Linked DNA regions of Homo sapiens: region 1 is linked to region 2. A link is a loop called in an ENCODE intact Hi-C map of the cell type or tissue named here. Cell type or tissue: OCI-LY7. All regions are shown on one strand. Each heading gives the region's core, and the rest is flanking DNA. Links, peaks and the distances in the headings are about the cores only. Region 1 overlaps PRKAR2B (protein kinase cAMP-dependent type II regulatory subunit beta). Region 2 has its middle 82 kb from the start of PIK3CG.

The links. A loop is a pair of places that touch in the nucleus more often than their neighbours do. Peaks named below come from ENCODE experiments on the same cell type or tissue, not always from the same donor. Only the 100,000 strongest peaks of a DNase experiment are listed, where the experiment ranks them.
Region 1: it touches region 2 in a loop (6-fold over the local background); 2 of 110 quality-filtered maps call a loop at or near these places.

The regions. Positions count from the first base shown.
Region 1 is chr7:107,084,309-107,097,224 of GRCh38, forward strand. All of the region lies in intron 2 of PRKAR2B (protein kinase cAMP-dependent type II regulatory subunit beta), which reads left to right. Among named protein-coding and RNA genes, the nearest start is that of PRKAR2B-AS1, 11 kb to the left of the region's middle. In OCI-LY7, for the core only: no CTCF peak of the experiment used is centred there; DNase peaks (open chromatin) are centred at 3,913, 6,393, 7,203, 8,863 and 5 weaker places; H3K4me3 peaks cover 7,320 bases; H3K27ac peaks cover 7,963 bases.
Region 2 is chr7:106,940,642-106,953,557 of GRCh38, forward strand. No RefSeq gene overlaps it. Among named protein-coding and RNA genes, the nearest start is that of PIK3CG, 82 kb to the left of the region's middle. In OCI-LY7, for the core only: a CTCF peak has its summit at 6,787 (motif pointing right); a DNase peak (open chromatin) is centred at 6,800.

The DNA.
Region 1 (12,916 bases), core at 2,620-10,619, 140 kb after region 2:
ATTTTAATGCTTTTAGCAGTCAATCTGAGTGATTCAGATTAGTTTTGATCTAAATTTAAATGTTATGTTATTATCTTTTCAGCTAGAAATCTGAAAATATCTTGTTGCCAACCATATTAGTGGATATATATCTAGAAATATGTAAAGCGTAGTATTCATTTATACAAATAGGAAACTTATACATTTTTGGGAGTGATTTGCTTACAGTTTAGTTCGGTTTATTATTGCTCTTTGTTTCTCCCTGGATCAGGGAGAAAACCCTTAATACTGGGAAAATCAATTTAATTCCTATTATAATGACTACCATCTATATACTTTTTTTTTTTTTTTGAGATGGAGTCTTGCTCTGTCACCCACACTGGAGTGCAGTGGCGCGATCATGGCTCACTGCAAGCTCCGCCTCCCGGGTTCACGCCATTCTCCTGCCTCAACCTCCCCAGTAGCTGGGACTACAGTGCCTGCCACCATGCCTGGCTAATTTTTTTTTTGTATTTTGTTAGCAGAGACGGGGTTTCACCGTGTTAGCCAGGATGGTCTCGATCTCCTGACCTGGTGATCCACCCGCCTCGGCCTCCCAAAGTGCTGGGATTACAGGTGTGAGCCACCACGCCCGGCCTATATACTTTTGAAGTATCTGCAAATCAAACAGAAGATTAATAGTACAGGTATATACGTAAGGGAGATGCTAACAACTGAGGAAGTCATGTTTGCTTGGTTTGCAGAATTGTGATTATTAAATATCATATTCCTTTGTAATTATGGATCCTATGAAAAATAAAAGATCTACTTGTCTCTGTTTGTATAACTTGGAATGGATGAGACCTGCCCTCTCAGCCATCTATAAGCAATAATGTTAGATGCTCTGTGATGATTTGGAAGAAGGTGAGGAGAGGGAGGAATATACAAGGGAGGTGGGCATGGATGGAGTGAAGAGTGGAAGGTGATGATTGTACCAATTTTCTGTGTTTTAATTTGAAATCATCTCCAACTTCCATATATTCAGCAAGAGTAAGTCAAAATACTTTTTTGGCCTTTTTAATGATGAGGTCATGTTTCTCACTGTAAGGTTCAATTATCAAAATTTTTCCAAAATGTAATATTTATGAATCAATCTTTTTTTATAGTTGTGATTAGTATATGCATATATGTTACATCATTAAAAAACTTTTATTATAAAATTGATAAATGCTTATGGTAAAAAAGTGAAGTAGTACAGAAGAGTATAAAATGAAAACAAAGGGTTGTGTCTCTACAGTGTTCCCAGTCCCAGTCCTAAAAAATAGCCATACCTAATAGTTTGTTGTGTATTTCCTTGGGTGTTTTTATGCACATACATATTTAGTTGAAATTAAACTTATATCCAATTTTTTGAACATTGTCTTTTTCACTTAATAGTGTATTGTGTTCTATTTTCCATGACCTTACCTCTAAAGCTACCTCTTGCTTTTTAATGACTTAAAGCCACCTCTTGCTTCTTAATACTTCTTAATGGTGTCCTATTATATGTGTGTATTGAAATGTATATAACAAGGGTATTTAGTTTTTAGGTACAAATACCTGCATAGTTTTGCAAGTACATCTACAGGATATATTTTTTAGAAGTGGAATTGCTTAATCAAAGAAGCATGAAATTTGAGCATGTGAAATTTGTATAGGCATTGTCAAATTGCCCTCTAAAACAGTATGCTGATTCATATTCCAATCTTAGGTTCAACACAGTGTAAAACACTTGATATTACAAAATTTTGAAATGTCTGTTAATTTGCTAGCTCAGTTATATTTCAGTTGGCATTTCCTTATTTATGAGTGAAGCATAGCTCCTTTTAATTATTGTTGACCGTTTATATTTTCTTGTGTGAATTTCCTGTTAAATTTTTTTTTCTCTGATTTGTAAGTGTACAGATCTGAGGTTCAATGGCTTTGAGTTCGGATTTGGGCTTTACTACTAACTAGTTGTTTGACCTTGAGAGGGTTATTTAGTCTGAACTTCAGTTCATTATCCGTAAAATGTGGTAGTAAGACTGCCCAGCTCATAAGGTATGGTTAATTAATGAGATAATGAATAGAAAATACTTAACCGATTTCTTAAAGTACAGTGAGAATATATGCTTGCTAGTAGCATTACTAATATTAGTAGGGTTTTTTTTTAAATTAAAAGTAGAAATTTTCAGAAATGTCTTTTTTTTTTAAGACAAACTCTCTGTTGCCGAGGCTGGAGTGCAGTGGCATGATCTCAGCTCACCCCTAGGCTCAAGTGATGCTCCCACCTCAGCCTCCCACAAGCTGGGACTACAGGTGTGCGCCACCATGCCTGGGTCATTTTTGCATTTTTTTGTAGATATGGGGCTTTGCCACATTGGCCAGGCTGGTCTTGAACTCCTGGGGCTCAAGTGATCTGCCAAGCTTGGCCTCCCAGAGTGCTGGGATTAGGCATGCGCCCCCTCACCGGACGAAAATGTCTTTATAGCATCCATATGATAATTTGGTTTACTTCGTAAACATAATGATATGGTAAGTTTCAATAGATTATCTAATATCGAACTATCCTTATATTCCTGGAATGAACTCTGCTTGGTCATAGCATATTGATTATTAATTATATTCTTAAAATATAACTAACGTATAACAACTATTGTTTAACACAAATTAAAACACTTTTAAGATTATGTATACTTCATGGCTTTAAAATAATTACAGAATAGTTTTATAAAATTGCAGTGAAACTTTTTCACACATAGGAAAATGTTATATGTTCTATTATGTGCCTTTTAAGAATGTATGCCCCTCTGAAATAGTATATTATTTTGACAGTCTAAGTCCTCTTACTTAAGATTGATTTTAGATTGAGAATCTAGCAGAAAAGTGAAATAAATACATAGAGAACATTTATGTAATTCACATTTAATGTTTTTTTTTTCCTAAAAGCATTTTCATCCATCAAATATGGACTTTTTTCTTATTTCCTCCTTTTAAACTTGAAAAGTACTATATTAAGGGCATTAGAAACGTGGTGCTGCATAACATAAAGATATTTCATTTTGAAAAAGAACTTGGGTTCCATTTTGCATACAAACTTTAATATAAATAGAACCTGGAATTCCAGTAAGAACCACTTTAAATAATCATAATAGCTACCATTTATTTAGAGCTTACTGTGAGCCAGGAGCTTTTCTAAGTGCTTTACATGTATTAAATCATTTTATTATTTAAGTGCAGCTCTATATGACGGGCACTGTTACTGTTCTAATGTTACCAGTAAGGAAACTGATCCAGAGAGGTTAAGTCCTTTCCCAAGCTTACACAGTGACTGATGGGCAGAGACTGGATTCAAATTCAGGCATTCTCTCTGTAATCCCAGTACTTTGGGAGGCTGAGGCAGGCGGATTGCATGAGCTCAGGAGTTCGAGAGCAGCCTGGGCAACCTGGTGAAACCCTGTCTCTTTTCCTTACTTTCTATTTCTATTGCCACCACTCCAGTTATCACACACTTAGATTACTTATCTCTCTTGAATTAGTCTTCCTCTTCTTTTCTCACTCACCTAGTACATCTCTGCCCTAACATCCCACATATGATAAAGTTTATACATTTTAATTTAATTTATATATTTTAACTCAGGGTCCTCAGGAACCTACAGTCTCAGTTACTCTGTTAACCCCATTTTCTATTACACCAGCCACAAATGCTCTCATATAACCAAGCTGTGGCTGCCTACTGTATACTAAACATTCATTGATTTACAGTATGTCGTGTAATTCTCTCATCAGCTTTTAGATACTATTATTATTTCCGTTTTAAAGAAACGAAAACTGAGGCACAGAGAAATTAACTGGTAGAAGGAACCCACAGCTTATCAGGAGAGCAGTCAGAGTTTGAATCCAGTGAGCCACTCGTTGGAGGTGGGTTCTTCAGCATGGTCTTTCATAGGGGCGGAAACCTCGTTCAGGTATCCTATGCAGTTATCTTGAATCAGAATCTGTGGGGTGATTTATTTATCTAGTGAGTGATGCCTAGCACCTATTTACATGGTCAGAGAATGCCTCTCTCAGGAGCTGACATTTCAGCCAAGGCCTGGGAAGTACAGGGTGGAGGGTGAGGGGAAAGGAGAGCATTCCAGGGAAAGGAGATGTTGTGTGTAAAGGTCTGGAGCTTATTCCCTCATTTGTCAGCAGTGTGAATGTTTATCTTTTTGACATCATTCTTACGTCTTTTGGCAGCTTAAGCCAAATATATCAATCTATTTTTTGAGATTTACTCCTCATGTGATTCTCATACAGTTGGCTTTTATTTTATTTTATATTTTATTTTATTTCGAGACACTCTTGCTCTGTTTCCCAGGCTGGAGTGCAGTGGTGTGATCTTGGCTTATTGCAGTCTCCTCTTCTCGGGTTCAGATGATCCTCCTGCCTCAGCCTCTTGAGGAGTTGGGGCTACAGGCGTGTGTTACCACGCCCGGCTAATTTTTGTAGTTTTAGTAGACCCGTGGTTTTGCCATGTTGGCCAGGCTGGTCTTGAACTCCTGGCCTCAAGTGATCCACCTGAGTTGGCCTCCCAAAGTGCTGGGATTACAGGCATGAGCCACTGCACCCAGCCGGAGGTAGGTTTTAATAATCATATTTTGGGAGGCCGAGGTGGGTGGATCACCTAAGGTCAGGAGTGCGAGACTAGCCTGGGCAACATGGTAAAACCCCGTCTCTACTAAAAATAGAAAAATTACCTGGGCACGGTGGCCTGTGCCTGTAATCTCTGCTACTCGGTAGGCTGAGGCAGGAGAATTGCTTGAACCTGGGAGGTGGAGGTTTCAGTGAGCCAAGATTTGCCACTGCACTCCAGCCTGGGAAACAGAGCGAGACTCCATCTCAAAAACAAACAAACAAAAAAATAGTCACATTTTACACATGAGAAAAATTGAGATTCATAATACTTAGCAATGTGTAAAGGTCATATAATAAGTGGCAGGAAAAAAATGGCAGAGATGGGATTATGCTTCAGGCTCTCTGAATTCTGCGCTCTTTCCTCATACTGTTGATCAGTCATTCTACATGTAACCATGGATAATAATTTATACTCCTCCCATAACAGATGGATTTATCTTCCTAACCAGGTTCTACATTAGTAGAGTTTAGGGACCCTGTTTAGTACTTGTCTCCCTCATAAACACCAACTACTGCGTTATATATAAATGGTCAGTAAATAAAAGTTGTTTCCATGTATCAGTTTTGCTAAAGCCAGAGGCATTTCAGACCATTTTTCCTATGGTAAAATAAAATTTTGATAGTTAAAAAGTTATTTGCAGGGTACATGCATCATTTTTCTAAAAACAATAAAGCTATTTATAAAGAAATACCAGGCAGTGGTTCTGAAATACATGGAACATAAAAACTAAATTAAAGATCTAAGGCCAACCTTACTTGTTTTGCAGATTTATTCATTTGCTCAGCACAATTGGTTGGAAGAGAATAACTTCAGTTTTGCAGACTATCATTTACATTCTCTACTAGCACAGATAAGCAGATAAAACAGTCATGGACACTCCTTTCAGAACCACACATGATCCCTGAGTTATGTATCACCCATTTTGTGGTTGTAATTCTATTGACTAGTCACTAGCATTTGAATCTGTCATCTTGCAAATACAACTTTCTTATCAATGACTGCCCTATGGTTTTATTCTTAGTTACTTTTGGTAACTGGTTGGATTGTCTTGTTTTCCTTGTCATGATCTTTTTAAACACGTATTCTTAACATCTGAATTCTCTTTGGTTGCAAGTGACTGCAATGTGCAAACACCTTTAATTCAATCAAGTGAAAAGGGGGTTTATTGAGATGGCAGGGGTGTGGTTCACAGAATCACCAAGTCACAGCAAGGGTAGGGGTGCAGTTGGATTTCAGAAGCAACTGGAACCTGGTTTTGAGCCCTGTTAGGAATCTCTCCATCTCTTGCCTCTGATTCTCTCTTGCGGCCAGCTACTTGCTCCATATGGTGAGGAGCATCGCCACTGCAGTTCCACATTTTACAGCTGCAGCAAGAAAGAGGTGGACCTGACATCCCCTCTCATTCAAGGCTTCCCCAAAATCCCAGGAAAGCATTCTAATTAGCCCAGCTATCCTGGATTGACCTGGAAATTGTCTCATTTGCCCCTATGGGGTCTGCTATGGCACAGGGCTCAGAAACCCTGACCTCACCTGGAGCTAATTTTGACTGACCCATGTCAGCTTATGAGAACTGTATCTGCCAGCTGATTTTTAGTTTAGACTGGCTGCCCTGAAGAAGCCCTCTGTCTTTCTTTGCCAAAGGCAGTGTCTCTGTTGGCTCGCTGAGCTTCCTTTCCAGCCTAAGGGGACATCTGCAGTTTACTCAGCATGTTTGCAAATCTGAGAAAACTGACAATCCCTGAGCTTCTTCTGTGAGGGAAGCTCAAGTCACCTGTTTCACCACCTGCTGTGCAACTGCAGGTGACCCGTTTGGATGTGTCTTTTTCTGTTGAGAAACATTACTGTTTATAACAGAATAATACTTAACATAGAATGACAGGAAATAACAATACTAGACAAATGTTTCTCTTTAAAAGAATGGGACCGTTATCTTGCATATCAGTTCTTCTAGCTACTAAAGGAAAAGGTCCCAAAAAAGAAATAATACTTTACATTTACACCACAAGTTTTTCAAAGAGATAAAGTGGGAGGCTAAAGGTCACTGTCATCTTTCATCTTATGAACTGTTTTTTGATGTTATTTTCTTCAGAACATTAAGAGCAGCCAACCACCTGGTTCCCTCATTATGCAAAATTATTGCATTTTAAGATCAGATTGGATGTTATTTCCAGAACTGTAAGCATTTCTAATTTGTAAGAGCACTGGTTTTTTTTGGTGCAAAAAGGATCGTTTTTGGAATGATTATACTGTAATAACTGTAGAAGAGATAGTTTTATATGTGGTTGGTTGTGCTGTCACTTTAGTTAAATTCAAAGGCATTTATAATTATTCACCATTTGCAAGACATTCATATGTGCATTCTATGAGACTGCTAAAGGTAAGTAAGGTATAGCTTGTGCTTGAGTCCTAGAGGAGCTAAATGGGTATGATGACTCTCCTCCCAGAGGAGGGTGCATCATGACAAATGTCACCTACCCTGATTCTACTAAACCTATGCCACAGAGAGCACAAGCACAAAGGAGCTGCGTGCACATTCCACTCAGTGAGTCTGTGCCCTGCAGTAGGTGGACAGTGAGAGCCTGTGAATGTGAATCTGCCATTCCTGCAGGCTCACTTGGTTCCTGCATGCCTCCCAGAGCATGAACATTTCTAGGGCTTAAAGGTATCCATTTTGCATATAACATGGCGTCTAAATACAAGTCAGCAGTAACTTCTAGTGCTTACAAGGAAAAGGCAATCAGTTTTAATGGTGGAAATGCCACTATTTTGGACTTCTTGTAGGGCTATGTGACAGTCTCCAGCAGTGGCTTCCTATGGGATTTTCAAGAATAACCTGGACGATAGAAGATTTTTGCCTCATATGTTGTTTAGAATTTATCACCCATGTAAGATGCGAATCTACTGAAACAGAAACATAAATAAGGTGCGTTCTGTGTTTCTATGTAGAAGAGAGTATTTAATCCTAACTCATGTATTTATTTTGGGGAAAAGTGTCAGGGAGGATGTGGCATTTGAGCAGAGATTTGAGGGAAGAGAAGGATTTTTATAGGTGGGAATGGGTAGTGGAAGGAATAAATTTCCAATTCAGCAAACCATGTAAGTTAATATGATGTTCAGGGAATAGTGAATAGTCTAATAAGGTTTGGAATATGTGGGCTTTATTATAGGAAGAAGAGGCCCTAAATATAGGTTTGGATCAGATTGTGGGGGAGGGTAGCCTTGAAAGCCACTGTCACTGTAAGAGTTTGGATTTTATTCTGTATGTGATGGGGAACCATTAAGTTGTGTGTGTGTGTGTGTGTGTGTGCGTGTGTCTGTGTGTGTGTGTGTGTCACAGAATGAAATTAGCAGATGTATCATTACCAGAAATGGTCAGGATAGAATCCTGAAGTTTCAAAATAGGTCTTTATAGTCCTACCTATTCCTTTCATGGTGGTCATTATCCAGGAAGCAGCTGAAAGGAGATGATGTCTTTCAGGGGATAGCGGTGTTTAAGGATTAAACACTCTTATTGAAGTGTGTGTGGACTAAGAGGAAATGAGGGACATAGACTATCAGCCCATTGTGCTGCTATTGCCTGTATATTATATATGTTATAAACCTACTAACAATTCAGTGTTATAGTTGTTGCTTTATGAAATGTGATGTCTTAAGGAAATTAAGAGAAGAGCAAAAATTTATGTTTACTCTTTTCTGTTTACTCACATACTTATTTAAAATTTAAAAAATTTATCTATGTATTTTTATTACAATTTTAAACATAACATAAAATTCACGATTTTTACCATTCTTAGGTGTATGGTTCTGTGGTATTAAGTACATTCACATTGCTGTGCACCCATTATCACCATCCATCCACAGAACTGTTTAATCTTCACAAACTGAAACTCCGTACCTGTTAAATACTTAACTCCTCATTCCCTTCTGTTCCCAGCCCTGGCAGCCAACATTCTTTCTGTCTCTTTGAATTTCAGTACTCTAGGTACCTCATAGATGAGGACTCATGCAATATTTATCCTTTGGTGACTGGCTTCTTTCACTTCGTGTAATGTTTTCAAGGTTCATTCATGTTGTAGCGTGGGTCAGAATTTCCTTCCTTTTTAAGATGATATAATTTTCTATTATATGTAAATATCACATTTGTTTATTCATTCATCTGTTGATGGACACTTGGGTTGCTTCTACCTTTGGCTATTGTGAATAATGCTGATGTGAATATGGACGTACAGATATCTGTTTGTGTCTCTGCTTTCAGTTCTTTTAGGTATGTACCCAGAAGTGGACTTGTTGAATCATGTGGTGATTCTGTTTATTTTTTTGAGGAACTGCTGTGCTGTTTTCCATGGTGCTGCACCATTTTACATTCCCACTAACAGTTCACAAGGGTTCCAGTTTCTCCAGATCTTTACCAATACCTGTTATTTTGGTTTTTTGATAATAGCCAACCTAATGGGTATGAAGTATCTTACTGTGATTTTTACTTGTCTTTTTCTAATGACTTTGTGATATTGGAGAAATGTCTACTTAAGTCCAGTGCCCACTTTTTTTTCTTTTTTTTTTTTATTATACTTTAAGTTCTAGGGTACATGTGTACAACGTGCAGATTTGTTACATATGTATACATGTGCCATGTTGGTGTGCTGCACCCGTTAACTCATCATTTACATTAGGTATATCTCCTAATGCTATCTCTCGCCCCTCCCCCCACCCCATGACAGGCCCCGGTGTGTGATGTTTTGCACTCTGTGTCCAAGTGTTCTCATTGTTCAATTCCCACCTATGAGTGAGAACATGCGGTGTTTGGTTTTCTGTCCTTGCGATAGTTTGCTCAGAATGATGGATTCCAGCTTCATCCATGTCCCTACAAAGGGCATGAACTCATCCTTTTTTATGGCTGCATAGTATTCCATGGTATATATGTGCCACATTTCCTTAATCCAGTCTATTACTGATGGACATTTGGGTTGGTTCCAAGTCTTTGCTATTGTGAATAGTGCCGCAATAAACATACGTGTGCATGTGTCTTTATAGCAGCATGATTTATAATCCTTTGGGTATATACCCAGTAATGGGATGGCTGGGTCAAATGGTATTTCTGGTTCTAGATCCTTGAGGAATCGCCACACTGTCTTCCACAACAGTTGAACTAGTTTACAGTCCCACCAACAGTGTAAAAGTGTTCCTATTTCTTCACATCCTCTCCAGCACCTGTTGTTTCCTGACTTTTTAATGATCGCCATTCTAACTGGTGTGAGATGGTATCTCATTGTGGTTTTGATTTGCATTTCTCTGATGGCCAGTGATGATGAACATTTTTTCACGTCTGTTGGCTGCATAAATGTCTTCTTTTGAGAAGTGTCTGTTCATATCCTTTGCCTTTTTGATGGGGTTTTTTGATTTTTTCTTGTAAATGTGTTTAAATTCTTTGTAGATTCTGGATATTAGCCCTTTGTCAGATGGGTAGGTTATAAAAATTTTCTCCCATTCTGTAGGTTGCCTGTTCACTCTGATGGTAGTTTCTTTTGCTGTGCAGAAGCTCTTTAGTTTACTTAGATGGCACTTGTTTGTTTTGGCTTTTGTTGCCATTGCTTTTGGTGTTTTAGTCATGAAATCTTTGCCCATGCCTATGTCCTGAATGGTACTGGCTAGGTTTTCTTCTAGGTTTTTTATGGTTTTAGGTCTAACATGTAAGTCTTTAATCCATCTTGAATTAATTTTTGTATAAGGTGTAAGGAAGGGATCCACTTTCAGCTTTCTGCATATGGCTAACCAGTTTCCCCAGCACCATTTATTAAATAGGGAATCCTTTCCCCATTTCTTGTTTTTCTCAGGTTTGTCAAAGATCAGATGGTTGTAGATGTGTGGTATTATTTCTGAGGGCTCTGTTCTGTTCCATTGATCTATATCTGTTTTGGTAACAGTACCATGCTGTTTTGGTTACTGTGGCCTTGTAGGATAGTTTGAAGTCAGGTAGCATGATGCCTCCAGCTTTGTTCTTTTGACTTAGGATTGTCTTGGCAATACGGGCTCTTTTTTGGCTCCACATGAACTTTAAAGTAGTTTTTTCCAATTCTGTGAAGGAAGTCATTGGTAGCTTGATTGGGATGGCGTTGAGTCTGTGAATTACCTTGGGCAGTATGGCCATTTTCATGATATTGATTCTTCCTATCCATGAGCATGAAATGTTCTTCCATTTGCTTGTGTCCTCTTTTATTTCGTTGAGCAGTGGTTTGTAGTTCTCCTTGAAGAAGTCCTTCACATCCCTTGTAAGTTGGATTCCTAGGTATTTTATTCTCTTTGAAGCAATTGTGAATGGGAGTTCACTCATGATTTGGCTCTCTGTATGTTATTGGTGTGTAAGAATGCTTGTGATTTTTGCACATTGATTTTGTATCCTGAGAGTTTGCTGAAGTTGCTTATCAGCTTAAGGAGATTTTGGGCTGAGACGATGTGGTTTTCTAAATATAAAATCATGTCATCTGCAAACAGGGACAATTTGACTTCCTCTTTTCCTAATTGAATACCCTTTATTTCTTTCTCCTGCCTGATTGCCCTGGCCAGAACTTCCAACACTATATTGAATAGGAGTGGTGAGAGAGGGCATCCCTGTCTTGTGCCAGTTTTCAAAGGGAATGCTTCCAGTTTTTGCCCATTCAGTATGATATTGACTGTGGGTTTGTCCTAGATAGCTCTTATTATTTTGAGATATGTCCCATCAGTACCTAGTTTATTGAGAGTTTTTAGCACGAAGGGCTGTTAAATTTTGTTGAAGGCTTTTTCTGCATCTATTGAGATAATCATGTGGTTTTTGTATTTGGTTCTGTTCATATGATGGATTACGTTTATTGATTTGCGTATGTTGAACCAGCCTTGCATCCCAGGGATGAAGCCCACTTGATCATGGTGGATAAGTTTCTTGATGTGCTGCTGGATTCAGTTTGCGAGTATTTCATTGAGGATTTTTGCATCGATGTTCATCAGGGATATTGGTCTAAAATTCCCTTTTTTTGTTGTGTCTCTGCCAGGCTTTGGTATGAGGATGATGCTGGCCTCATAAAATGAGTTAGGGAGGATTCCCTCTTGTTCTATTGTTTGGAATAGTTTCAGAAGGAATGGTACCAGCTCCTCTTTGTACCTCTGGTAGAATTTGGCTGTGAATCCGTCTGGTCCTGGACTCTTTTTGGTTAGTAGGCTATTAATTGTTGCCTCAATTTCAGAGCCTGTTATTGGTCTATTTAGGGATTCGACTTTTTCCTCGTTTAGTCCTGGGAGGATGTATGTGTCCAGGAATTTATCCATTTCTTCTAGGTTTTTTAGTTGATTTGCATAGAGGTGTTTATAGTATTCTCTGATGGTAGTTTGTATTTCTGTGGGATCGGTGGTGATATCCCCTTTATCATTTTTTATTGCATCTATTTGATTCTTCTCTCTTTTATTCTTTGTTAGTCTTGCTAGCGGTCTGTCAATTTTGTTGATCTTTTCAAAAAACCAGCTCCTGGATTCATTGATTTTTTTTTTTTGAAGGGTTTTTTTGTGTCTTTATCTCCTTCAGTTCTGCTCTGATCTTAGTTATTTCTTGCATTCTGCTAGCTTTTGAATGTGTTTGGTCTTGCTTCTCTAGTTCTTTTAATTGTGATGTTAGGGTGTCAATTTTAGATCTTTCCTGCTTTCTCTTGTGGGCATGTAGTGCTATAAATTTCCCTCTACACACTGCTTTAAATGTGTCCCAGAGATTCTGGTATGTTTCTTTGTTCTCATTGGTTTCAAAGAACATCTTTATTTTTGCCTCCATTTCGTTATGTGTACCCAGTAGTCATTCAGGAGCAGGTTGTTCGGTTTCCATGTAGTTGAGTGGTTTTGAGTGAGTTTCTTAATCCTGAATTCTAGTTTGATTGCACTGTGGTCTGAGAGACAGTTTGTTAGAATTTCAGTTCTTTTACACTTGCTGAGGGGTGCTTTACTTGCAACTATATGGTCAGTTTTGCATTAAGTGTGATGTGGTGCTGAGAAGAATGTATGTTCTGTTGATTTGGGGTGGAGAGTTCTGTAGATGTCTACTAGGTCTGCTTGGTGCAGAGCTGAGTTCAATTCCTGGATATCTTTGTTAACTTTCTGTCTCATTGATCTGTCTAATGTTGACAGTGGGGTGTTAAAGTCTCCCATTATTATTGTGTGGGAGTCTAAGTCTCTTTGTAGGTCACTAAGGACTTGCTTTATGAATCTGGGTGCTCCTGTATTGGGTGCATATACATTTAGGATAGT
Region 2 (12,916 bases), core at 3,027-11,026:
CTCATTTTACTTTTTTTTTTTTTTTGAGACAGGGTCTCACTGTATTGCCCAGACTGGAGTGCAGTGGCACAATCACGGTTTACTGCAGCCTCAACCTCCTGGGCTCAGGAGATCCTCTCACCTTGGCCTCCCAAGTAGCTAGAACTACAGGTACAAGCCACTACACCCAGCTAATTTTTTTTATTTTTTGTAGAGATAGGTTTCATCATGTTGCCCAGGCTGGTCTCAAACTCCGGAACTCAAGTGATTTGCCCACCTCAGCCTCCCAAAGTGCTGGTATTACAGGCATGAGCTACTGCATCTGGCCCCCACTTTTTATTAACCCTGAAAGTTTAGTCTTTGATAGGCCAACTAGATATAGCTCACTGATCAGTTTGACTGTCCAGAAAATCTAATGACCCTTTTAAATATTTTTTAGTTAGCAAACAGGGGGAAATATTTGCAACACAAATTAAAGTCTAGGGACTAATTTACATAAAATACAAACAGCAATTAAAAATAGTAAGTGGAAGGTCAGGCGCAGTGGCTCACGCCTGTAATCCCAGCACTTTGGGAGGCTGAGGCAGGTGGATCACAAGGTCAGGAGCTCAAGACCAGCCTAGCCAAGATGGTGAAACCCCTTCTCTACTAAAAATACAAAAAATTAGCCAGGCGTGGTGGCAGGTGTCTGTAATCCCAGCTACTCAGGAGGCTGACGCATGAAAATCGCTTGAACCTAGGAGGCAGAGGTTGCAGTGAGCCGAGATCATACCACTGCACTCCAGCCTGGGCAACAGAGTGAGCCTCTGTCTAAAAAAAAAAAAAAAAAAAGTAAGTGGCCGGGCGTGGTGGCTCACACTGGTAATCCCAGCAGTTTGGGAGGCTGAGATGGGTGGATCACCTGAGGTCAGGAGTTTGAGACCAGCCTGGCCAACATGGTAAAATGCTGTCTCTACTAAAAATACAAAAAATTAGCTGGGCACGGTGGTGGTGCACGCCTGTAATCCCAGCTGCTCAGGAGGCTGAGGCAGGAGAATCACGTGAACCCAGGAGGCAGAGGTTAGAGTGAGCCGAAATTGCACCACTGCACTCCAGCCTGGGCGACAAAACAAGACTCCGTCTCAAAAAAAAAAAAAAAAAAAAAATCAGTAAGAAAAGACTTGACCCTTCAACGAGAAAAATGGAAAAAAGACATATAAATGACTAACAAATATGAGAAATATTCTATTTCTTTACTATTAAATAAATGTAAATTTTAAAGAACAATTAAATATCACTTTTCAACTACCAGATTAACTAACACTTAAATCACAATCATCAATGTTGCTGAGGATATGGGATAAACAGTTTGATTTACTGTAGGTGGGAACATAGATTGGTGCAGTGGCAATTTGGTTATATATACATATATATACAAATCCATATATATGTGTATGTGTGTACACATTTATGTGTGTGTTCGTATACTTTTTTTTTTTTTTAAGATAGAGTCTTGCTCTGTTGCCAGGCTGGAGTGCAGTGGTATGATCTCAGCTCACTGCAACCTCCGCCTCCTGGGTTCAAGCGATTCTCATGCCTCAGCCTCCAGAGTAGCTGGGACTACAGGTGCCCACCACCACACCCAGCTAATTTTTGTATTATTAGTAGAGATGGGGTTTCACCACGTCAATCAGGATGGTCTCCATCTCCTGACCTCGTGATCCACCTGCCTCGGCCTCCCAAAGTGCTGGGATTACAGGCATGAGCCACCACGCCTGGCCCACATTTTTTTTTTTTTTGAGATAGAGTCTTGCTCTGTTGCCCAGGCTGGAGTGCAGTGGCACAATCTCAGCTCACTGCAAGCTCCGCCTCCTGGGTTCACACCATTCTCCTGGCTCAGCCTCCCCAGTAGCCCAGTAGCTGGGACTACAGGCACCCGCCACCTTGCCTGGCTAATTTTTTGTATTTTTAGTAGAGATGGGGTTTCACCATGTTAGCCAGGATAGTCTCAATCTCCTGACTTCGTGATCCACCTGCCTCGGACTCCCAAAGTGCTGGGATTACAGGCGTGAGCCACCGCGCCCAGCCCCTATCCCACATTTTTTTTTAAGAGACAGGGTAGTATTCTGTCTCTTATACAGAGCTACAATGCAGTGATGCAATCATAGCTCATGGCTGCCTCAAACTCATGGGCTCAAGTGATATTCCACCTCAACCAAGTAGCTAGGACTACAGGCATGCACCACCATTCCCAATTAATTTTTAAAAAATGTTCCTGTAGAGATGGGATCTTGCAGTGTTGTTCAGGCTCAGGCTGGTCTAATTTCCTGGCCTCAAGCAATCCTCCTGCCTTGGCCTCCCAAAGTGCTGGGATTACAGGTGTGAGCCACCATCATCGGTCTGATCATGTATTTTCAATTAGGAAGGTACATTCCCTTTTACCTAACAATTTTATTTGTAGATACTTAGTCAAAAATGCATGACTATGTACAAAGTTGTTTTTTGTTGTTGTTTTGTTTTTCTTTTTGGAGATGGAGTCTCGCTCTGTTGCCCAGGCTGGAGTGCAGTGGCACGATCTTGGCTCATTGCAGCCTCCATCTCCCAGGTTCAAGCAATTCTCCTGTCTCAGCCTCTGAGTAGCTGGGATTACAGGCATCTGTCACCATGCCCGGCTAATTTTTGTATTTTTTGTAGAGGCAGGGTTTCATCATGTTGACCAGGCTGGCCTCAAACTGCTGACCTCAGGTGATCCACCCACCTCAGCCTCCCAAAGTGCTGGGACTACAGGCGTAAGCCACCGCACCCAGCCTGTATAAAGTTGTTAACTGAAACATTGCTCATCAGAACAAAATACTGGAAACAGTCTAAATGCCCCTTAATAAGGCACTAGTTAAATAAAATCCATACCCTAGAATACTATATAGCCATTAATAAGATTAAGATAGATGCATATATTTATATGTATTGACATGGAAAATGTCCAAGATGTATTGTTAGTGGAAAAAAGAAAGTTACAGAAGGGAATGTTTAATATGAACCCATTTATGTATTTATGTATATAAATATGCATACTATGACCCTGTTTGTGTATCTATATATACTTTGTATATATATATAAATACATAAATGGGGTCATAGTATGCATATATAGATAATAAATGAGTCTTATTATACACAGCAGAGCATGTGCATATGTGTTGTTTGTATACTCTTGAGTAATGTCGGTGGGGGTACCAAACTGCTAACCTGTGGAGAGTGGGATGGGAGGAGAGGTAGTTAGTCTAGAAGGAGGTTGAGAACCTTGATTTTACTGTTGTCTTTAAATTTATGTACTGTTAGAATGTTTTTATGATGAATGTATATTATTTTTATAATTTAAAAAACTCATAAAAATTAATATCTTCTTAAAAATCCTACTATGGCTCCCTGTGGCCAAAAAATAAAGCCCAATCTCCTTAGCTACCAAAGGCTGCCATGATTTGTTTCTGATCTACCCCTCCCTTGCAGCCTCATTTCCTGAATCTCAACTGCCCTGCCCTCCTTCTTTTGCTCCCCTCATCCACTTGGTGGTAATTTGCTTGTTTGCTCTCACATCCACTCCCTGCCCTTCTCCCTTTGCTCTGTACCCCAGAAACTACACTTCCCAAGCTCCCTTTCCCTCTTGCTAGCTTTGGAGTAGCGTTGGCCAGTGGGTGCCGCGGCAGGAGACTGGAAGGCAGGAGTCGGGGAAAGGCCGGAATCCTGCCCCACTGTCTGCTTCAGGTCAGCATCTTTAACGCTGACCTCCTCCCCTGGCTTGTTCCCAGTTCCCACGGAACATTCTCTTCCTTCATAGACCCCATTCCCTTAAGGAAGGTCTACTGTGATTCCCACTTCCACAAGATGGCCCCAGATCCTGGGCTGTGGTAGCACCACCTTCTTTCCCTCCAGTCCTAGAGGAAGCAGCAGCTCCCTGGTACAGCTGAACTCTGAGCTGCCTCACCGTCTCTGTTTGACTTCTTATCCCTTCCATCACTTACATACCCTATTCTCTGCGTTACATTTCCTCTTCTTGAAATACCTGAAGTGCTGTGTGTTTTCGGGCTAAACTGACAAAGATGCACCACTCCCTCTTCCCACAGTGACAAAAAACTTACACAATAAAAGCATACTTTAATACCTCGAGGCTTCTGTTCAAGTCGTTCTCTCAGCCTGGAATATTATTTTTTCCTTTGTCTTTCTGTCAAAACCTTATTTGTTTCTCTCTTCTCCAGGAATCTTTCTCTAATTCCCATACATATTCACCCCTAGTCTGCATTCCAACCACTTCTAGGGAGCAAATGGACTACCCCAATGCACTTTGTGTCAAGTGTTGAATAAAATACTCCAAGGACAAGCAACATCTTAAGCCAATCAACTAACATCCCGTTGGCCATAGGGGATATCTTTTTTTTTCTATTTTGAAAAGCTGACAATAGTCACCTTATCATAAAGCCTTCCCAGACCACCCTGTATCAAGTTTCCCTCCTTCCCCCAACTCCCACTTCACCTCTATTTCTTTCCATCCACATATCCAGCTTTCACATCAAGCATTACAGAAGACAGTAATCAAATCAACGTCCTGGGGTTTACTACAATGTAAGAGCCATATGAGCAGGAATTTGGTCTGTTTGGTTCTCTCTCCTATTCTGAGCAGCTGGAATAGTGCCTACATATTGACAGAATAAATGAATGATTGACAACACACTGTGCTTTGGGTCACGGAAGGTGGAGAGCGAGACTGAAATGGTAGGTAAAAAGATACCAGTTCCAGCCTCATCATACTTTCTCTCCTCTATCTTACAAAACTCCAACTAGCCTTTCTCAGATTCTTGGACCCACTAAGATCTTGCCCAACTTAAGCTCCTTTTCATCTTTAAAGCCCAGTTTAAATATTTCCCATTTTTTTCTTTCCCCTGTCTGTTTCCCAAATAATGTCCATCAAAATTTGTAGTCATTATTTTATTCTCTCATTAGAATATTCATTTCACTAGGTTTAGGACCAGGTATCCCTAGTACCTATACCTGACACATAATAAGTGTTTTATTTATTTATTTATTTATTTATTTATTTATTTATTTATTGAGACAGGGCCCTACTCTGTCACCCAGGCTGGAGTGCAGTGGCACAATCCAGGCTCACTGCACCCTCCATCTCCTGGGCTCAAGCAATCTTCTCACCTCAGCCTCCTGGGTGTCTGGGACTACAGGCACGCACTACCACACCTGACTAATTTTTGTATTTTTTTCTAGAGTCAGGGTTTTATCCTGTTGTCCAGGCTGATCTTGAACTCCTAAGCTCAAGTGATCCACCCACCTCAGCCTCCCAAAGTGCTGGGATTACAGACGTGAGCCATCATGCCTGGCCTACGTGCTCAAAAAAAAAAAAAAGCTTGAAAGAGTGTTGATGAATGGACCAAGGACAAATTTTGCCTCACAGTTTTGATTAAGATCTACTGGGTTGCCCACCATTTAATTTCTGGGGTCAAACCAGGAAACAACATTTTCTAGTAGAAATACTCAAAGCCTTCCACTTGGCCACAGTTGTATTAGGACTAGAAAGTTTCCCTACCTCTACCCTATTTGCACAAATGAGACCCTACTCATCAAATGCCACTGCATAGAAACAGTTCTATGCTACAGCCAGTTCTATCAATCAATGGCTGAATAGTAGAAATAATGGGGAAAGTATTCTTTGAGGATTTTTAGAAGATGCTCTTGAGCAAAATCTCTCTTTCACATGATCTGTATTTTGTGGTGATATTAAAGACCTTCAGGAATTTCAGCTAACTAGTTTCTTATTTTATTTTGGGGACTTGGCATTAGCAGCAATTCAACTCTCAGTCTTTCACAAACCTAAAGATTTAGCTCCCCGAGGGCCTATTCTCTACCATGAGGTATTAGGACAAATGAGAAAAATACTGAATTCCTTGCAGCCTTAGTCTCATATGCTGAATCTTTTTTCATTCTCATACTTATTGTGCCTTTTTAAAATAAAATTATAAGTTAAGATTCCTACCTTTACTAATTCCATCTATTACCAATATAAGCTTCCCCAGAGCTAAATGGCACCATCCTACTCTCTCCTGTTACATGGGCCATGTAACAGTACATTTGCACATACCTGGCACATATTTGATGCTTTAATGAAAGAGGTACTGTAGGGCCGGGTGCAGTGGCTCACACCTATAATCCCAGCACTTTGGGAGGCCAAGGCAGGTGGATCACCTGAGGTCAGGAGTTCTAGACCAGCCTGGCCAACCTGGTGAAACCACATCTTTACTAAGAATACAAAAATTAGCTGGGCATGGTGGCAAGGGCCTGTAATCCCAGCTACTCCAGAGGCTGACGCAGGAGAATCACTTGAACCTGGGAGGCAGAAGTCGCAGTGAGCTAAGATCATACCATTGCACTCCAGCTTCGACAACAGAGCGAGAATCCGTCTCAAAAAAAAAAAAAGAAAGATAGAAAGAAAAAAACAGAAGTACTGTGATTTACCAGTTTTTGTCTTTATGAAGAAAATTGACAAACAATGACATTTTATGATTTTGTAAATAATGCATCCTTTTCTGGGTAATTATTATTGCCAGTACATTATGAAGTCCTTTGTTTTGTTTTATTTTTTAAATGAGTTCACTTTTGCATTTAAGTGCCTCTTAATACCACTTTTTCTCTTCAATTTGGTAATGAATGGCTCCACATTCTTGCTTCAGTTCAGTGAAGGTTCTTTTTTAAAAGCAGGGCCAGCCAGTTTATAGTCATGCATGTCCTGCCTTAGTGTTGAAGTAGATGCGTTTGCAGAAACCAACCCCCAGGGGTCAGAATTAACCAACTAGAAGTGGCCTTAGGGGTTTTAGTCATTAGCTCAAGAACCCTCAGCTGTCTTTCTCTGGAGAGTATCTTCTTATCTGTTGTGAGAGAATTGAGATTTTCTCCAAAGAACTTTTTTACATCTCTTTACCTGAAGATATCAGAGTAGGTCTGGATGACAAAAAGAAAAGGCAATGTCAAAAATCATTGTGAGTAGGCTAATGAACCCTTTGTATATTGCACAAAAATGTTCCTGAATTGACAATTTAGATAACTATTTTAAGTCTTTCCTAATCCTTTAGCAAGAAATAATGTTCTTTGCTGGTTTTCCAACTTAGACCAAATAGCTTCTATTTTCACACTGATATAATTCTTCCTCCTTGTCTTGAACCCACTGTATGTATCTTTTTAGAAAAAAGTACATTATGTATATATATAAGTTATAATTCATAAAAACTTTTCAGAAAACTATTTCACAGAAGCACATTTGTATCTGACCTCAGATGTAGAGTATGGCAAAGGCAAAAACTAAGAACTAATGTTTAAAATGTTTATGGTGTTAAAATGTCAGGTTAACACTTAATTCAATACTTTTGGAGGATATTCCTATCAGAGTGGCTTCTTATGTTACAGTCAAAATTACTTTCTTGAGAGAAAACAAATATCCCAAAGTTTCTTGCAGCCCAGTTGTTTTCACTTTTGTCCTGTGGAAAGCCAAAGAAAAGCAAAGGCCACCACTCATGGGTAATGACCAAGCTTGAGCACCAGCATAAACTTAACTGTCATCAGAATTCCAGTAACACCTCCATCATCCTTGAACACAGTTATCATCTGTCCCCTTCCCTATTCTGCTCCCAAAATCCAATTTTCCTCCTTCATTCTTATTATCATCTGGATTCCTCATTTGGTGGTAACAAACTTCTTTATTATTCTCAACCTGTTCGAATAAATTCCCTGCTCTCTACTCTCCTTGCATAAGAGAGAAGCTCTGCAGTCCCTGTGACACCACTTTTCTGCAGTCCTCTGGGACTAGGGTAAGAGCTGTTCTGTATTTTCAAGCTCTGTTTGTGTGTATTGCAAGGAAGGTTGCAGAATTCTCCTGTTTCCGCTTCCAAACTATTAATACTTCCTTTAGTCGCTCATTGTCATTCTCATCTCTGACCTCACTACACATTCAACATAAACTCGGCCAATTGGGTCACTTCTTCCACCTGGAGGACTTTAAATCTCCATGCATAAGCCACCTTAGGCTCACAGTACCTTGAGTCTCATGACCACACCTTGAGTTTAATTACTCCTCAGAATTGCTCCATCTTGGAAATCTTAGACTCCAATACCACTTCTGCCTCCACCACCATATTCTATTCTTCTAGATCATCACAATACAGCCACCATTCAACCAGACTGCTACCGCCAGTTCTGAATCCCACCCAGGACTGGAGGCAGCAGTTTCCTTTACTCTTTTCCACCCTAGATTCCATGCTCACTTCAATCCCTTGTACTCTACCATCTCCAATTTCTCACTAGGTGGACTCCTTTTCTCCTCCCAGCTCTTCTCTCTCCTGTTTTCGTATTACATACTCTCCCTGAGTGACTTCATCTACTCCCACAGCTTCAGCTGCTACTAATAAGCTGATGCTTTCCAAATTTCCATCTCCAGCCAGATCTTTTTCCTAAATTCTGGAGCCACATAACTGAGTATCTATTGGACATTTCCATAAGCACTTCAAACTCAGCTTGTCAAAACTGAGTTACTCATCCCTCCCCTACAGTGGGAGTGGGAAATGTGATCCTCCTCCAATATCCTTCATCTTAGTGAATGGTGCATCATCTACCAAGTCTCAAATCTAAAAACCAAGAGTCATTCTTGACTCCTCTCTCCCTTGGCCACTTGGCCACATGCATTCTTTCTATCACCAAGTTCAGTCAGTTGTACTTATTCCTAAGTATCTGTGGAATGGACCCAACCCATATGGACTCTATTCATTTCTTCCTTGAATCTTTTATCAGGATTTTTTGTTGCAAACAAAAGAAACTAGTTCTGGAAAATTGGTTATAAGAAAAAAAATACACAAACACACACATACGTATCAGAAAGATACTGGGTAGCTCCCCGAAACTGAAGAAAAACTGACTAGACCTCTCCCTGAGCGACTTCATCCTCAGGGAGGATGGAGGAACCAATGGCTTACAGAGGTAAGAAACCTTCTAAGGTTTACCATTAGCTGATTTAGCTCCAATCATCTTATGTGCTTATGTACCTCCTAGCTAATCTCGTCTTAACCACTCACATACCACCTTGACAATCCAGTCTACACACAGTAGCCAATAAGCTTTCTTTTTTTTTTTTGGAGACTGAGTCTCGCTCTGTCCCCCAGGCTGGAGTGCAGTGGTGTGATCTCGGCTCACTGCAAGCTCCACCTCCTGGGTTCACGCCATTCTCCTGCCTCAGCCTCCCAAGTAGCTGGGACTACAGGCACCCGCCACCACACCTGGCTAATTTTTTGTATTTTTAGTGGAGACAGAGTTTCACCATGTTAGCCAGGATGGTCTCGATCTCCTGACCTCATGATCTGCCCGCCTGGGCCTCCCAAAGTGTTGGGATTACAAGCGTGAGCCACCGTGCCTAGCCAGCTTTCCTTCTAAAGTAGAAATCTAACGATGTCTCTCTCTTGCTTAAAATCCTTCAATGGCTAATCAGAGCTTTCAGAATAAAAATCTCCAGCATTCATGAGTTGGCGTCTTTCAGCCCCATCCCTAACCATTCATCTATCCTCCCTCCACCTTACACCCTATACTTGGGTCCTACTTACTACATTTAGCTCCCTGCATATGCAGAAATCCCTCTTGTTCTGGTGCCTGTATCAATAACAGCGGTCCTGGCAGAAACAGAACTCACCTAAGGTGGTTCAAATGAAGACCCTTGAATGAAAGAACCACTTTCAGAGGTGTGGGAAGAGTTAAGTGAATCAACAAAGGAAGATGGTGTGCCCATAGATTAGCAATGGTAGGAAACCATCACCATGTCAGGAATGAAGAGACAAGGGGAGGAAATAATATCAGAGCCCAGGGAGAGCTGGAGCCATGGGGAGAAAGAGGGTGTCAAGCATTTGAAAGTGTAATTGTTGGGAGATGCAGCTGCTGCCAGAGGATTAGAATGTCCACACATAAACCCAAGGATTCCCATACTATCTCGTATAATCCTCCGTCGTATAATTTTTTGCACATTTTCTGGTTTCCACATAAGCCTGCAAGCTTCCAGAGAACAAAGACTCCTTGCCTTAGCGTACCCGAAGCATACATAATACAGTGTCTGGCATGGAGAGAGTGCTCAACAAATATTTGCTGAATTAATGGACAAATAATTGATCCAATTGTTTTCACATTTTTTCAAAGTGAAATCTGAAATGAATAGGTTTACAGGCAGTCTAACGACAGTGAAGTGAACATTTCAGGCAGGGTTTAGAGAAGCGTTTATTGAGGTAAGAATGTTATCACTGTGTTAGATTCCTTCTGTCTCCAAGATTAGTCTCCCAAAAGAAAGTGTTATTAAATTAAAATGGAAATAACAGTTTCCTGAGTCTGACTTTTCATGGAAACAATGAGTAAGGACCCTATATTAACACAATGCAGAAGGTGAGATATAGCATCTGTCTTCCCTGCCGCAAGAAATGAAGAATCTGTGAATATCAATGAAATTACCAAAATAGGATAATTGGAGCAAAAAGAGGAAAAGTCAGCTTAACTGAGAGTAAACAGACCTCTCTTGGCCCTATAAGTGGTACGTGGAAGTGACAGTGAGATGTTCCGTAAGAAACAGAAGTAAGATGGCTCTCTGAGAGTAAATATAAATCAGCACTTAATAGACGAGATTGGAGGTATAGAAAGTTACTAGCTCTTAGAACTGGAACATTTGACTGTAATATGCTTAACTTATCTTAAAAAATGTGCAACCTTGGAGCTTGGATAGGATGTGTCAGCAACCAATATCTGATCACCTCTGGAACACAGACAGGGCTGAACTGAGCTTGTGAGACTTCAGGTCTTGAGGACCGGCCAGCCCTTGGGCCAGAGTTAATTCACTAAGATGTATAATGTGTTAGAAGTCAAGCTGGTATCTCCTAAGCACCCCCAATATCAACTTAGACTCTGTATTTGAACTTGTATACTCTACTCCAAAACAGTAAGTTTTCTTATGCAAAATTCAGAATCATAATTGAAGGCCAATATTGAAGTTAGATGACCCTTGATGAGCCAGCCAACCCCTATGATCCCCCGTTTCCACCTCTGTAAAATGGGGATGATAATTCCCACACTGCCAGCCTCACATCGTTGTCGTCGTTGTTGTTGTGACAATCAAATGCATGAGAACACACTCTGCAAATGTGCAACCATCCCATGATCGGGCCCCTGCCTGTCACTTTAACCCAGAAGAGAACTGCACATTAAAATATTGGTCCCTAATTTTTTGTTTATTTTCTTTTTAACAAGAACAAAAAGTTAGTATGATTTTTAGTTGGAATAATTAAATGCGGAAGGGCTCAGAGCAGCAGGAAAATGTCAGGCTGACTTTGCAGGGGAAGTCTCAAGTCAGTTCAGGAAAGAAACGTGGAAAATAACTGAGACAGGGAAAGGAAGAGTAAAACAAATGTGCAGCTTAAAGAAGAAGAGCCAAAAAGCCAAAAAAACTTTGGCTTCTCTTCCAAAGGCAAGAGTCTATCCCAAAAGTAAATGCCCCTTCCAAGAGCAAGAGCGAGAGGTTCTTAAAGGATAGCATCTTCTGTGGCAGTGTGGGTGGTGAGAGGGAACCGTCTATTTGAAGTCCAAGGGAAGACAAATCACTTGCATGGAGTGTGGGTAAAAATGAAACAGACAGTGAGAGGAAAAAGGCTAACAGGCTGAACTTGGGCTAAAGTAAATTCCGTCAAATATGATTAAATATACACAATGCATAGAGCAAAAGCAGGAGCTCAAGTTCACACATTAGCCAAAAACCTGGTCTCTGGCCAGTGGAGCCAAGACACAAACATGCTCACATTGTGAGCTTGCTCAGAGACCTGGAGGAAGGGATGTCAGATCGGAGGGCCCGGCGACCTGATCTGCCCACCTGCAGAATTGGTAGGACCAAATTCAAGGCACTGGAGAGAGAAACAAAAATGAAAAGTGAGCAAATACCAAACAACTTAAAGTCAGCATGTGTCCAACTCACAGCACTACCACCTACAAGTCCAGACTCTTAGATGATTCATTTCACCTTTGCAAACCCCAGGTTTCTTCCCTATAAAATGGAATTGTTCATGTTGGCTCAACTTCCCTTCCAGATTTCTTGTGAGAATCCAAACAGTTAAAAGGTAAAGTATTTCTTAAAGTGGGAAAGAGGCACACGAATAATTGGGAATTTATCTAGGTATTTTCACAAAGCCCATATCCCCTCCTCCTGGAGCAGTTTTGTGAGGTTTGATAAGAGCTTGTCTGGAGACCTCAGCTCTGGTCACATGAGCAACACACCACTTTCTTCCTGCTGAGCTTGAGCCATGGCCCAGCTGTGGCCGTGGTGACAGTGACCAGAATGATGACCAGGGCTGTGCTTTTCTCTCCTTTCTTCCCTTTTCTCAGAGCCCTGCCCAGCAACAGCAAAATACAAATCCTCTAGACTCCTGCACTCTCCACCCACTTCCTCCTGCTCAGATTCCTCATCTCCCTGCTTCCCCATAAATGGCATTTCTCGTGAAAAACGGGCCTGCTGCAGGATCTGCTGCACACTCCACCCGCCTCTACCTTTGAGTACAAGGAGAAGATGCCCCTCCTTCCTCCTGCCAGTATGGGAGAAATGTGCTGGCCTCAGCAAGGATGGTAAGGATGGGAGTAGGGGGAGTGGGGATTTTTCTGTGATGGTATAGACAAGCACATCAGGTCCTTAGAGAACTTTTGGGGACTCTCAGGGAGCTCCCTTAGGGGAGCAAAAGCAGCTAGGTTGTTGTGTCCTGTCTGCATTCTCTCTCTACCCACTCAAGTTGCAGCCCCTTGGCATCCCCATTTCACCTAGCCCCATCCTGGGAAGGCTCTCCCTTGTCCCTGGCCTCCCATGGGCTCCAGTGCACTGACCTGTCCTTGCATTGGCCTCAGCTTT